2 separate regions of the Homo sapiens genome follow, and region 2 is linked to region 1. The links are chromatin contacts, found by Hi-C or POLR2A ChIA-PET in ENCODE. All regions are on one chromosome and are shown on one strand. Each heading gives the region's core, a stretch centred on a gene start or an enhancer-like site at or near the end of the contact. The rest is flanking DNA. Distances are from core to core; before and after follow the strand shown.

Region 1 (5,621 bases), core at 1,180-3,679:
ATGGTATCTTGCTTGTGAAAAGGTCCTGGATAAAGAATTTCAGGAATGGTGGGAGGTAATATTAAACAGAGAGGTTTTTTGTTTGTTTGCTTGTTTTTGAGGTGGAGTTTGGCTCTTGTTGCCCAGGCTGTAGTGCAACGGTGCGATCTTGGCTCACCGCAACCTCCGCCTCCCAGGTTCAAGCGATTCTCCTGCCTCAGCCTCCCAAGTAGCTGGGATTACAGGCATGTGCCATCACGCCTGGCTAATTTTGTATTTTTAGTGGAGACGGGGTTTCTCCATGTTGGTCAGGCTGGTCTCGGACTCCCGACCTCAGGTGATCTGCCAGCCTCGGCCTCCCAAAGTGCTGGGATTACAGGCGTGAGCCACCGTGCCCAGCCTGAGAGTTTTTTGAACAATAGAATACCATGCACGATTAAAGGATAAAATTTTAATTTTGTGAAAAATCAGTCTGGAAGCTGGATTTAGGAGTGATTAGAGGAGGCAAAGCTAGGAGGGTTAACAGGATGTCTCAGCAGCCCAAAAGTGAAGAGGTAAGCACAGACCTAGATTCTTAGCCTCAGAGGGCTGGAAATTTCACCTCTTTCTGAGCAGCAGCTGAGAGCCTGTAGCCTAAAGCCTACAACAGTGTTTGTAACATAGTAGGGCGCTCAGAACACATTTGTTGAACAAGTGAATGGACAGGTAAAGTGAGATTGCAGCAGCAGGAATGGAGAGGAGGAAAGATGCAACAGGCCCTTCAGAGGTAGACTGAGATAGCTGGCTCTACAATAAGGTGGGGCTGAAGTATTTGTCCTTCAGTGTACACAGGGGACTGGTTCCAGGAACATCCAAAACCATGCATACTCAAGTCCCACAGTCAGCTCTGCAGAACCCACAAATAGGAAAAGTTGGATCTCTCAGTTTTGAACCTGCCAAATACTGTCTTTTCTTTTTTCTCCCTTTTTTTTTTTGAGACAGGGTCTTGCTTTGTTGCCTAGGCTGGAGTGCAGTGGTGCGAACATGGCTCACTGCAGCCTCAACCTTCCAGGCTCAAGTGATCCTCCCACCTCAGCCTCTCCAGTAACTAAGACTACAGGCACCTGCCACCATGCCCGGCTATTTTTTAAATTTTTATGTTTGGCAAGATGGGGTTTCTTTACATTGCCCAGGCTGGTCTCGAACTCCTGGCCTCAAGTGATCCTCCCGCCTCGGCCTCCCAAAGTGTTGGGATTACAGGCGTAAGGCACTGTGCCAGAGCACGAATACTGTATTTTCAATCAGATTTTGGTTGAAAAAAAGCCACGTGTAAGTGGACTCGTGCAGTTCAAACCCGTGTTGTTCGAGGGTCAAGCGTAGCATCACCTCGGTTGGAGGCGGACGGACCCCTCTCCTAGCACCTGCCGTACACTGTCTAGCATAATAAGTCTCCACGCCCTCTCTTCCACCTTAGCGTGTGCCTCTGCATCATGCTATTCATGTTTCTGTGTGTCCTCAACAGCACCCTGCACACAGTAAAACCTCAATGCATCTTCCAATAAGTGGATTTCTAGATTTAAGCAAAATCGAAAGATTCCTGGATCTAAACTCTGGATTTTTGACTTCTGTACGCTTCAAAATGCCTGGCACTCGGTGAGCGCCCCTTAAGCACTTGTTGAACCAAACAGAATAAATCGGATTCGCCCAGTTCCGCCCTGGCAGCGAGGTCTGCATTTGGCAGGATGACAGAATCCATTGCTATTAAATTCTTATGTAAGAGTTAATGGCCCTCCCAGCCCACTTGACATCCCTCCCGAGACAAGAGAGGCCGGGAAAGGAAGGGAGAGCACTATTTACAAACATACACTGTTTCGGTGGTGGATTCACAGATTCATTTCTAGTCTCGGTTCACCACAGAGATCTTAAAATACCGCTGCAGGCTCCGTGTGGGACAGAGGGGGCGGCGTGCCGGGACTCGGAGGGGAAGGCCTGCGCACCCAGCGCGGCGAGCCGTGGTCCTTGCTGCCGTCCCGGGGCTCCGGGTGGCAGCGGCCCCAGAAGGCGGCTCGAGCTCACGGCGGTGTCCGGGGGGGGGCCCCGCGGGCGCCGGTGCAGGCTTGGCCTGGGAGGTCCCCTGGGGAAACAATGCGTCCCGCCCCGGACTCCAGCCTCCCCTAAGCGCCGCGCTGCTCGCCGCTCCTCTCACTGCCGTCCCGCCGCTCCAGGGGGCGCCGCGCGTGGCCGTGTCCGGCCTCTCCCGAGCCCCGGCGGGTGACGGGCGCGGAACATGGCGGCGCGGGGCCCCGGGCAGCCGCGAGGGGCCGCGGCGCTGCGGTCTCGGCTGGGGCGGCGCGGCTAGAGCTGCGCCTGGGCCCGCCGGCGAGGCCTCCTCCCCGCCCGCCGCCGCCGCCGCCGCCGCCGCGCCCCGCCCCGCGCGCCCGCCCCTCCCCGGGCCGCGGCCGTGCCCCGCGTCGCGCTCCCCCGGGATGGCCCGCGCGCCTCGGCGCTGCCTCTCGGAGCTCACGGCGGAGCGGCGGCGGCCGCGCTCGAGGGGCGCGCGGCTGCAGCGGCGGCGGCGCCGCGCGTGAGGGGCCGCCTAAGGCCGAGCGGGCGCGGCGAGCGGCCGGGCGAGCGCAGCCAACATGTCGGATACCAAGGTAAAAGTTGCCGTCCGGGTCCGGCCCATGAACCGACGAGGTGAGGAGCTTTCCGCTCTTTTTTATTTCTGCTCGGGCTGAGGGCGGGGGCAACTTTAGAAACTGCGGGGCCGGGACGGCGAGAGCGCGGCCGGGGCCGGGGGGCCGGGGCGGAGGCGGCGTCCGCGCTGGCCGTGGTGCCCGGGGCGCCGTCTCCAGGCTCGGCCGCCTCCAGGGACGGAGCCCCGCTCGGCGCGGCTGGCGGGCGGGCGGGCTGGAGGCGCGGATGCTGGACTTTGCAACGTCCCTTTCTCTCTGCTTTCAGAACTGGAACTGAACACCAAGTGCGTGGTGGAGATGGAAGGGAATCAAACGGTCCTGCACCCTCCTCCTTCTAACACCAAACAGGGAGAAAGGTAAAGCGGGTTCCGAGAGGGCGGCTGGGAGGATCCAGCCTCGCGGGGTCCCGCAAGTTTGAGCCAGGAAAATGGGAGTGCTCTTTCCTATTGTTAGGAGGACGGCTTCAAGTTTGTCGCCGGCTCCTGTTTGAAGCTGTTGCAAGTCCAAGTTCCTCTCCTCCCTCGCCCCCCTTCTCCTCCATCTAGAGCGGCGGCAGGCAGGGCACCCTGGCCACAGCACCAGTCAGCTGAGCCCGGGCGGGCTGCGAGGCACCCGGGAGGGAGAGGGCCGGATGGGACCCCATAGGTGATTCGTCCAGCGGCCACATTTTACAGACAGGAAAACTGAGGCCCGAGGCGGGCAGGTGACCAGCCCACGACCTTATTGTTCGTGGAACCCAGTGTCCGTGATTCTTTTCATCACTGCAGGGTTTGTTTCCTTTGGCAGAATTGTTTAGGGACAGTGTGTCTAAAATGGGAGGAAAAAATAAAGCAAAAGTCTTGTACGATGTAGACTCAGGCTGGACTAGTTAGTATCTATTTTAGTTGTTGTTGCTGAGTTGAGATAATGCCTCAATGTAATGCGCGAATTTTGATTTTCAAAGAAACAAAAGTAGGGCCCTGAACTGTATAGACACTGAGGGATGTTTAAAAAGGGGCTGTATTTACTAGATGGCAACATATTTGCATTTGAAAAGTGGTAACTGTTGGATCCTTATTAATTCCGTTCTGTTCCATGCAACAGTATGGGTTAACGCCCCAAAATAATTTGAATATTTGGCATTTTTCTAGTAAGCCTCTGAGAAGAAATCGGTTGGAATTCATTCAATATAATAATGCAGTAGCTTGTAAATATATATATGTGAAAAAACGGGAGAGTTTACAATATTAATTTTCATTGGAAATGAATATGAGTTTGTGTTTCCACGAATCACCTGTTGATCGATGGAATACAATTTAGTGAATTTCCTTCTTCAGAGATTTTCACTGAAGAGAGACTCTGAAGCAGGGTTTGTGACATTATTGCTTAGAGAAGCAATGCCTCCATTCTATAATGTGTGGTGTTCAAGCTCAGTTTTGCCAAATTTGGGGAAAGAAATCATGAGGCGATAAGATTGGGGATTCTTTGCTTTTCGTGTTGAGCATAGCAGTTTTTATCCAGTTTGCAAACATTCTGCTACCTTTAGCAGATTCTGGTGGTGATATTAAATAGCTAAGCTATATGTAAAATGTTGTGTTTAACACTGAATGTAGTGTTTATTGTACATTGTACTGAATGTTGTCTAGTAATGGATGTATTTTTAGATGCATTTATAGCAGTGTAGATAGTATAGCATATTTCATGGTGATAGTAAGTAAACTCATTGAGTACATTAAATATTTACAGATTAAATTAGATGCCCATATCACCAACGAATGTCCCCTCCCCCCACCCCCCCGCAAACTGCATATTGTTTCGGGAAAAAATTCTGTTGGGTCAGATTCTTGAAAGCAGTCTGGGGGAACAGGTAGAATACTTTTTAGCTCCTGTTGTGTAGCCGTTACTTGTTTTCCTTGCTGGCTTGGCACCTGCTCCTTGTCACTCTTAACCATAAGCAGTGCGACTGTTAGCTACTGTTTAATGACATGAAGTGTTGTCATTTGTGAAGAGAAACAGATTTGATTTTGTGGGATTTGGTACAATCTATAACTGTGGACAGTTGGTTCCAAATGCTAAGTAATCAGTTGATCATTTTTCGGGCTGAACCACGTTAGTTACTAATCAGGATCTTTTAGGTAAAGATTTGAAGGGTGATTTTGGGATCTATTCATCTGCTTACTTACGATAGTCCCTTATCTGGAGTTATAAAAATAGCATTGAAATATGGGTACTCTCGTGTTTTGTCCTTCTGACGGATCTAATTCTTTGAATAGCAGATGAGCTTTCTGTGGGATTCTGTCTTGAGTACCGGTCATTTCATTTACAGACAAACTGAGTAGTCAACAAAACAGTGCTCCTTGTACATTAGGATTACTGTCTTTGCACAGATGAAGACACCAAATGCATTTTTATTTTCATTATGCAGCTTGGTTTCATATTTCTCCACAGACTTTTCCCTTAAAGTAACAGTGCATTTAAAAATAGAAACAATTCCTCCCTTGGGCTCTGGGTTGATTAATTGCAGCAGTGCTTCATGCTATGTTTGCAATTCATTTCTGTCATTGGTTTTTAGATAGTGCTCAGGGCAGGGCAAAGGTGAAGAGTAGAATACTGAGAATGTTATTATTTTTCATATCTGCAAGTCCAAGGTTTGAAGTGTAAGAGGTCTTTAAATGCATATTGGCAAACCTGTGTCAAATTGAGAATTACTGTTTTTCTGAAAGTTGCAAGAAATTACCAATGAATTAGCCATGGATAGAAATTGAAGGTTAGTGGGTGAAAGTTTTCAGTCTTACCAGTAAAAACAAGTGAGAATGCATTGACGTCCAGGGAAAAAAAAAAAAAACAGATGGGGTCAGCTTTCATTGTTTCCCCATTTTACAAAACCAAAGCCAAGACTGTGTAGCTAGGACTAAAAGATCAGAGGATCTCTGAGGTTAAAGATGTTTGTTTTGTTGCTGAAATTCTAGTATTGTAATACATTGCATA
Region 2 (5,621 bases), core at 803-3,302, 400 kb before region 1:
AAGTTAAATGGTCATACCAGGTAGATAAAATAAGCTTTTTCTTTCCAGAGAGAGCATACTCTTCTCTCTGCTGTAGAGTTTGGCTCCAAAAACCTGGTTCATAATCTGAGACCCAAAAACTGATTATTTTAAAAAGACATGTCTTAAGCTGACCTAGTTTGGAAGCCTGAATGCCTTTAAATTGCCAATGAACTGAAACCATTCATGAGAATGGGCCTTTTGAATGCTGAGAATGTTCTTTGGGACTCAGCACAAAGATATTTGGCATAGATGACTGTAAATATTTGTAAAACTCTGGGTAAATGGGCAGGATTTGACCACACTCAAGCCCGACTTCCAGCACAGTAGTGTAGGAGAAAGTTATCTAGGGTGATTGTTTGGGGTTTTGGGGGGTTTTTTTGGTTGAGTTTTGTTTGTTTTAAATAAAAAGCCAAGCAACCCAATTCTACTACTCAACATCTTTTTCACGTTCACTATATATGTTTACCTTTTTTTAATCAAGATAATTAATTAGTCAGAGACTACTTTTGAAACTGAGGTTTTTCCCTTTCCCACTTTTCTAAGTTTATGCCCACGACAAAAATAAAAAAAAAAATGCCAGTCAAAGGTGTGCAAGGGCAGAGCAGGAGTTGTGTGAAACCATGACCTTGGATTTCATAATACAATTATCTACAAGTGGCTTTGTGGATCTGCTATAGGTTTTTCTCCCCCTCAGGATAGTTTTAGAAGTATTTAAGGCACTGCTGTCCATGAAAAGGACCCAGGTTGTGAAGGAAAGATAAACTAAGGAGAAGGAGGGACTCACAGAGGGATTTGATGTGAAAGGGACCAAGAGGCTCATTTCAGTGAAAGCTGCGGCAGACAGATACTCTAATTAGCCAGCAACTCAGTTAGGACTGGCTAGGTTCCTTTTGCCTCTTACCCACACCCTAAAAACTGAGTCATCCCAAAGTTCATTTATTTTGCTTCTGGGCACAGACACCCCCTAATCTGCTTCCTCAGAAATGTTAGATACATTGCCATTTAATTTATACCTCTCAATGTTCAAATAAACGTCCAGAAATGCCAAATCGGAAGAGCAGAGATAGTCCTGTTAAGAACCTCAGAGCTAATGTTTTGATAAGATACATGTGGCAGAAAGCAATATGAAACTGACAGTCTGTTATGAGAACATGAAAAAAGAACATTTCCCAGAGAAGGGAATTAATTTCTGGGAAATCTTTATGTGAATAGTGTATATGCATGAGGAGTAGACTTACAGCAGGATCCTTGAAACTCATGAGAAAAACAAAAGGTGTTTTAGAAAGAATAAGCAAAAGATACCTACCTTTTCCCTGCACAAACGACAATCAGTTCGATTTTAACTTAAATTTGAGAATGGCTCTCGTAGTATCAGAGTTTCACTGTTTCATTAGCAATTACCTGATAAAATAAGCACTATAATGCATAATCCGAGATTATGCCAACTTTTGGTCTCCCCTTAAGACCTAGGGAGAGGTCTGGTCTAATCTCGGATTCTACAATACATTCTATTATAGAAACTGTTTTATTAGAAATGAAACTACTTTCCTTTAACAAAGGCATTTTTCTTCTAAGTTAACAGGTGTTTAAGGCATTCAGAATGAATTCAGTTCTGTATGGTTTGAGCACTAGAGACAGAAAATCGAAAAATTGTGGTGTCACAGTGAGTTTCCTGTCCTTTTTCCTTAGTCCAGCAACACCATTCCGGTCTTGCAACGCCTGTAGCCTTTAAAAAGCTCGCTAAACCTACCTGGCAGCAGACCTGCGTTCCTCCGTCGCCGGGCTTCTCAGTAGCCTCCCTCGCGCTCACCGCCAGTCCGGGCTGCTGGCACACCGGACAGGAGCTCTTCCATTCTCTCCGTCTTTCCTCCGTGCTCTGCGGCTGACAGCTTTACACTTTGCAAGACTGCAACAGGACTTGCGCTCCCAGACCTACGGGTCGGGAGGAGGCGGAGTCCCCGACCGCCTCCTAGCCTTGACTGGCAGCTGCGATGCCCGGGACTGTTGCAGCGGGAGCGTGGGGCACAGCTCGCCAGCAGCGGTAGCAGCGCGTTTATTTATACAGGAAGCTCAGGCGCCGCACTTCCTACTTCCCATGTGGGTCGTACTTCAGCTGCAGGTGTTGGCCTTAACCCTATCCGAACCCGGGCGCGCTGCACCGACTCTACTGCTTGTCAGGACCTGTCTCTTGTTCTCCTGGGACCGCTGTTGCAGGAATTCAGAGCAGGGGGTGCAGGCAGCTGCCCCTAGCGCACTTCTTCTGCCCAGACAGGGACAGCTCACCTCTTGGCCTTAAGCGCCTGCTACCTCTCTGTCTGTACATATCCTCACAGGCCACCTTTCTTTATTTTCTCCCTCCTTCCCAGCTCTTTAAATCTCTTTCTTCTACTTCTAACAGCCCAGACCTGCCTTCCCACGTGGCAGACAACTGTTTTATAGAAACACTTCCCATGCACATCTCATCAAAAAACAGCTTGTACCTCACTTGTCCTTTTGCATCTAATGATGAAATTAGAATACCTGTGAATCAAATCGGGAATAATCTTAGTTTACCTCATAAAATACAGACACTTCTTGATGAAACAATGATTTCACTTGAAGTGCTTTGTAACTTAACTGGTTGTACCCTCAATTAAACAAAAATGTAACAAAATAATCCAGAAGCTGTGAGGTATTATGAAGTGCTTCCTTGCTCCAAACCCTTGGACACTTCATTTGTGTGACATTCATAATGAATCGCATACCTACTCATTCCCCATATCCCCCATAGATCACAATCACCTAAGTCTGCTGAACATTGCCATTTAGGAATGTCGCTCTGACACAAGAATCTGTGTTCACTCTGCAATCCCTCTCTACTTTTGCAACCACTGTCAGGAATGTGCTTCCTAAAAGGAAGGGACTCACAGGCCCTTTGTGGAAAGGATCTGTGCACGCCAACAGGCACCATTCCAAACGACACAAGCAAACATTGCTTCTCAGCCCTCCAAGTTGAAGAAAACCTCTAGGTCAAAGCAAAGTGCTGAATAACACAGTGTATCTACATGTGCCATGCTAGGGCAGGTAGGAGGACCAGCTCACCAGTCAGGGAGGAAGAGAAAAAGGACAGGGGCAATAAGATGATAAAAGAACCCACGGTAGGATATTTGAGCTTGAAAAGTCTTCCTAGCTATTTTAGCAAATAACCTGATTTTAAAAATAAGGAAACTGGGCTGGGTGCGGTGGCTCACATCTGTAATCCCAACACTTTGAGAGGCCAAGGCGGGCAGATCATCTGGGGTCAGGAGTTCAAGACCAGCCTGGCCAACATGGTGAAACCCCGTCTCTACTAAAAATACAAAAAATTAGCTGGGCGTGGTGGTGGGTGCCTATAATCTCAGCTACTCGAGAGGCTGAGGCAGGTGAATCGCTTGAACCTGGGAGGCAGAGGCTGCAGTGAGCCGAGATTGCGCCATTGCACTCCAGCCTGGGTAACAAGAGCGAAACTCTGTCTCAAAAAAAAAAAAAAAATAAGGAAACTGATGTCCAGGAAGATTTAAGAGATTGGCCCAAACCAGACACAGGCCAAGCTAGAATGAGACCTAAATCTGAGTTACATGAGGAAGGTGAATGTAAATGAAAACCATCCCAAAGGAAGTCCAACCTTCAGATTTAGCAATGGCTTAGGTTCTGAGATAATCTATTTCAAGGAATTTTCTTGGTATAGTGACCATTTTGGTGGACAGGAACTAGGAAAGATAAAAAGCAACCTCTAAGAGGTTAGTTTATTCATTGGTGTTGATGCAAATCTCCTGAGCCTTAAACCAAAGTTCAACACAGAGTCCACTTTTCAAATTACCATTCATAAATTATAATCTCTTGTTAACAGGATAAGGGAAGAAGCTGCTGCCAATATGAATGAGAACATAAGCACGAATAGTGCTGCCTATTATCCCAAATATTTTGCACAACTGAGTAACATCACCACTGATTATTTTCAACCATGCAACTATGCAAATTTTTTTTAAATTGCAGTCAAAATTTAATAAGACTAAATAAACACGTTGAATGCTATAATATTATGTGAACAAACTCTCTCAGATCTTCCTAAGGAGTCTACAGTGTGAATGGATATTCATTCTCTGGAGCATTTATTGATTTCCTCCCAGACAATCTGCTAGGTTGTATTAAGATAATGATATTAGACATGGTCTCCCTGTCCTCAAAGACCTCTCAATCCAGGGAAGGAGTAAGACAAGCAAATCAATTATCAGGGTACTGATAGTTGTACCCAATGTGTGAGTGATACATAATGTGTGATATGATAGACTTAAGCATGATGTGCTATTGGGAGCACAGAGAAGAAGAATTTAAAGGAAAGGAGTTGATGAAAAGAATCAAGTCTTCTCTGAGAAGGTGATTATATTAATCTGTTCTCACATTGCTATAAAGAAATAACTGAAACTGGGTAATTTATAAAGAAAAGAAGTTCAATTGGCTCATGGTTCTGCAGCTGCACAGGAAGCATGGCTGGGGAGCCCTCAGGGAGGTTACAATCATGGTAGAAGGTGAAGGGGAAGCAGGCACGCATGTCTTACGTGACTGGAACAGAAGCAAGGCGGGGTGGGGCAGGGAAATGCCACACATGTTTAAACAACTAGGTCTCTCAAGAACTTATTGTCACAAAAAACAGCACCAGGAGATAGTGCTAAACCATTTATGAGAACTCTGTCCCTATGGTCCAATTACCTCCCACCAGGCCCCACCTCCAACATCGGGGATTACAATTCGACCACGAGATTTGGCTGGGGACACAGATCCAAACCATATCAGTGATTTAAATCTATGTCTTCAAGTAGCCCAATAGGTGTGGTAGAGAAGGGTAAACCAGGCTGAGCAAACAGCTAAAACAAAGGGTTAGACATGAGACTCTAGGTGAAATTTTTCATAATTCAGACAGAGCTGATACATCCAGAATAAATGAATGAGGGTCTGAGCTAATGCAGTGACAACTGCCATGCAAAGGAAGGGAACCAATGGAGAGAGATTTCAGAAACAGAAGTGATGGAACTTGGTATCTGATTGGATGTTATATTAGTCCATTCTCACATTGCTATAAAGAAATACCTGAAACTGGGTAACTTATAAAGAAAAGAGATTTAATTGGCTCACAGTACTGCAGGCTTTATAGGCTTTAAGCATGATGCTGGCATCTGTTTGGCCCTCTGGAGAGGCCTGTCACATGGTCAAAGTAGGTGCAAGAGAGCGTTTCGGGGGGAGGGGGGAGGGAGGCGGTGCTACACACCTTTAAACGACCAGCTCTCACAAGAACTCACTATCCCCAGGACAGTACCTAGGGAGATGGTGCTAAACCATTCGTGAGAAATTTGCCCCCACGATGCAATCACCTCCTACCAGGCCCCACCTCCAACAATGAGGATTACATTTCAATATGAGATTTGGGCAGGGACACACATCAAAACTATATCAGATGCAGGGGGATAAGAGAAAAAGAATAGCCCCAACTGCTGGCACCACTAAGAGGGGGAATAAAAGAGAAGTGATGGTAAGGAAACCATGATAATTCAAATTAAGATCTATAGAATCAGAAGTGCCTCTGG

The links. A loop is a pair of places that touch in the nucleus more often than their neighbours do. ChIA-PET counts read pairs that join two places held with the same protein, here RNA polymerase II (POLR2A). Pooled maps may share reads with other maps.
Region 2: a loop to region 1 is called in a pooled map, with 4 times the contacts of the local background. The contact joins the promoter of RNF144B here to the promoter of KIF13A in region 1. A Hi-C loop is called at or near these places in 1 of 37 single-sample maps with no recorded cell type and 6 of 50 pooled maps. POLR2A ChIA-PET finds 5 or more read pairs at or near these places in 2 of 52 experiments (BJ and RWPE1).

The regions. Positions count from the first base shown.
Region 1 is chr6:17,984,443-17,990,063 of GRCh38, reverse strand. It overlaps KIF13A (kinesin family member 13A), which reads left to right and starts at 2,429. Exons shown (of 39, transcript NM_022113.6): 1 at 2,429-2,655; 2 at 2,920-3,010. The coding sequence starts at 2,601. RefSeq lists silencers at 1,854-2,353, 2,724-2,843.
Region 2 is chr6:18,383,781-18,389,401 of GRCh38, reverse strand. RNF144B (ring finger protein 144B) reads right to left here and starts at 2,052. Exons shown (of 8, transcript NM_182757.4): 1 at 1,772-2,052.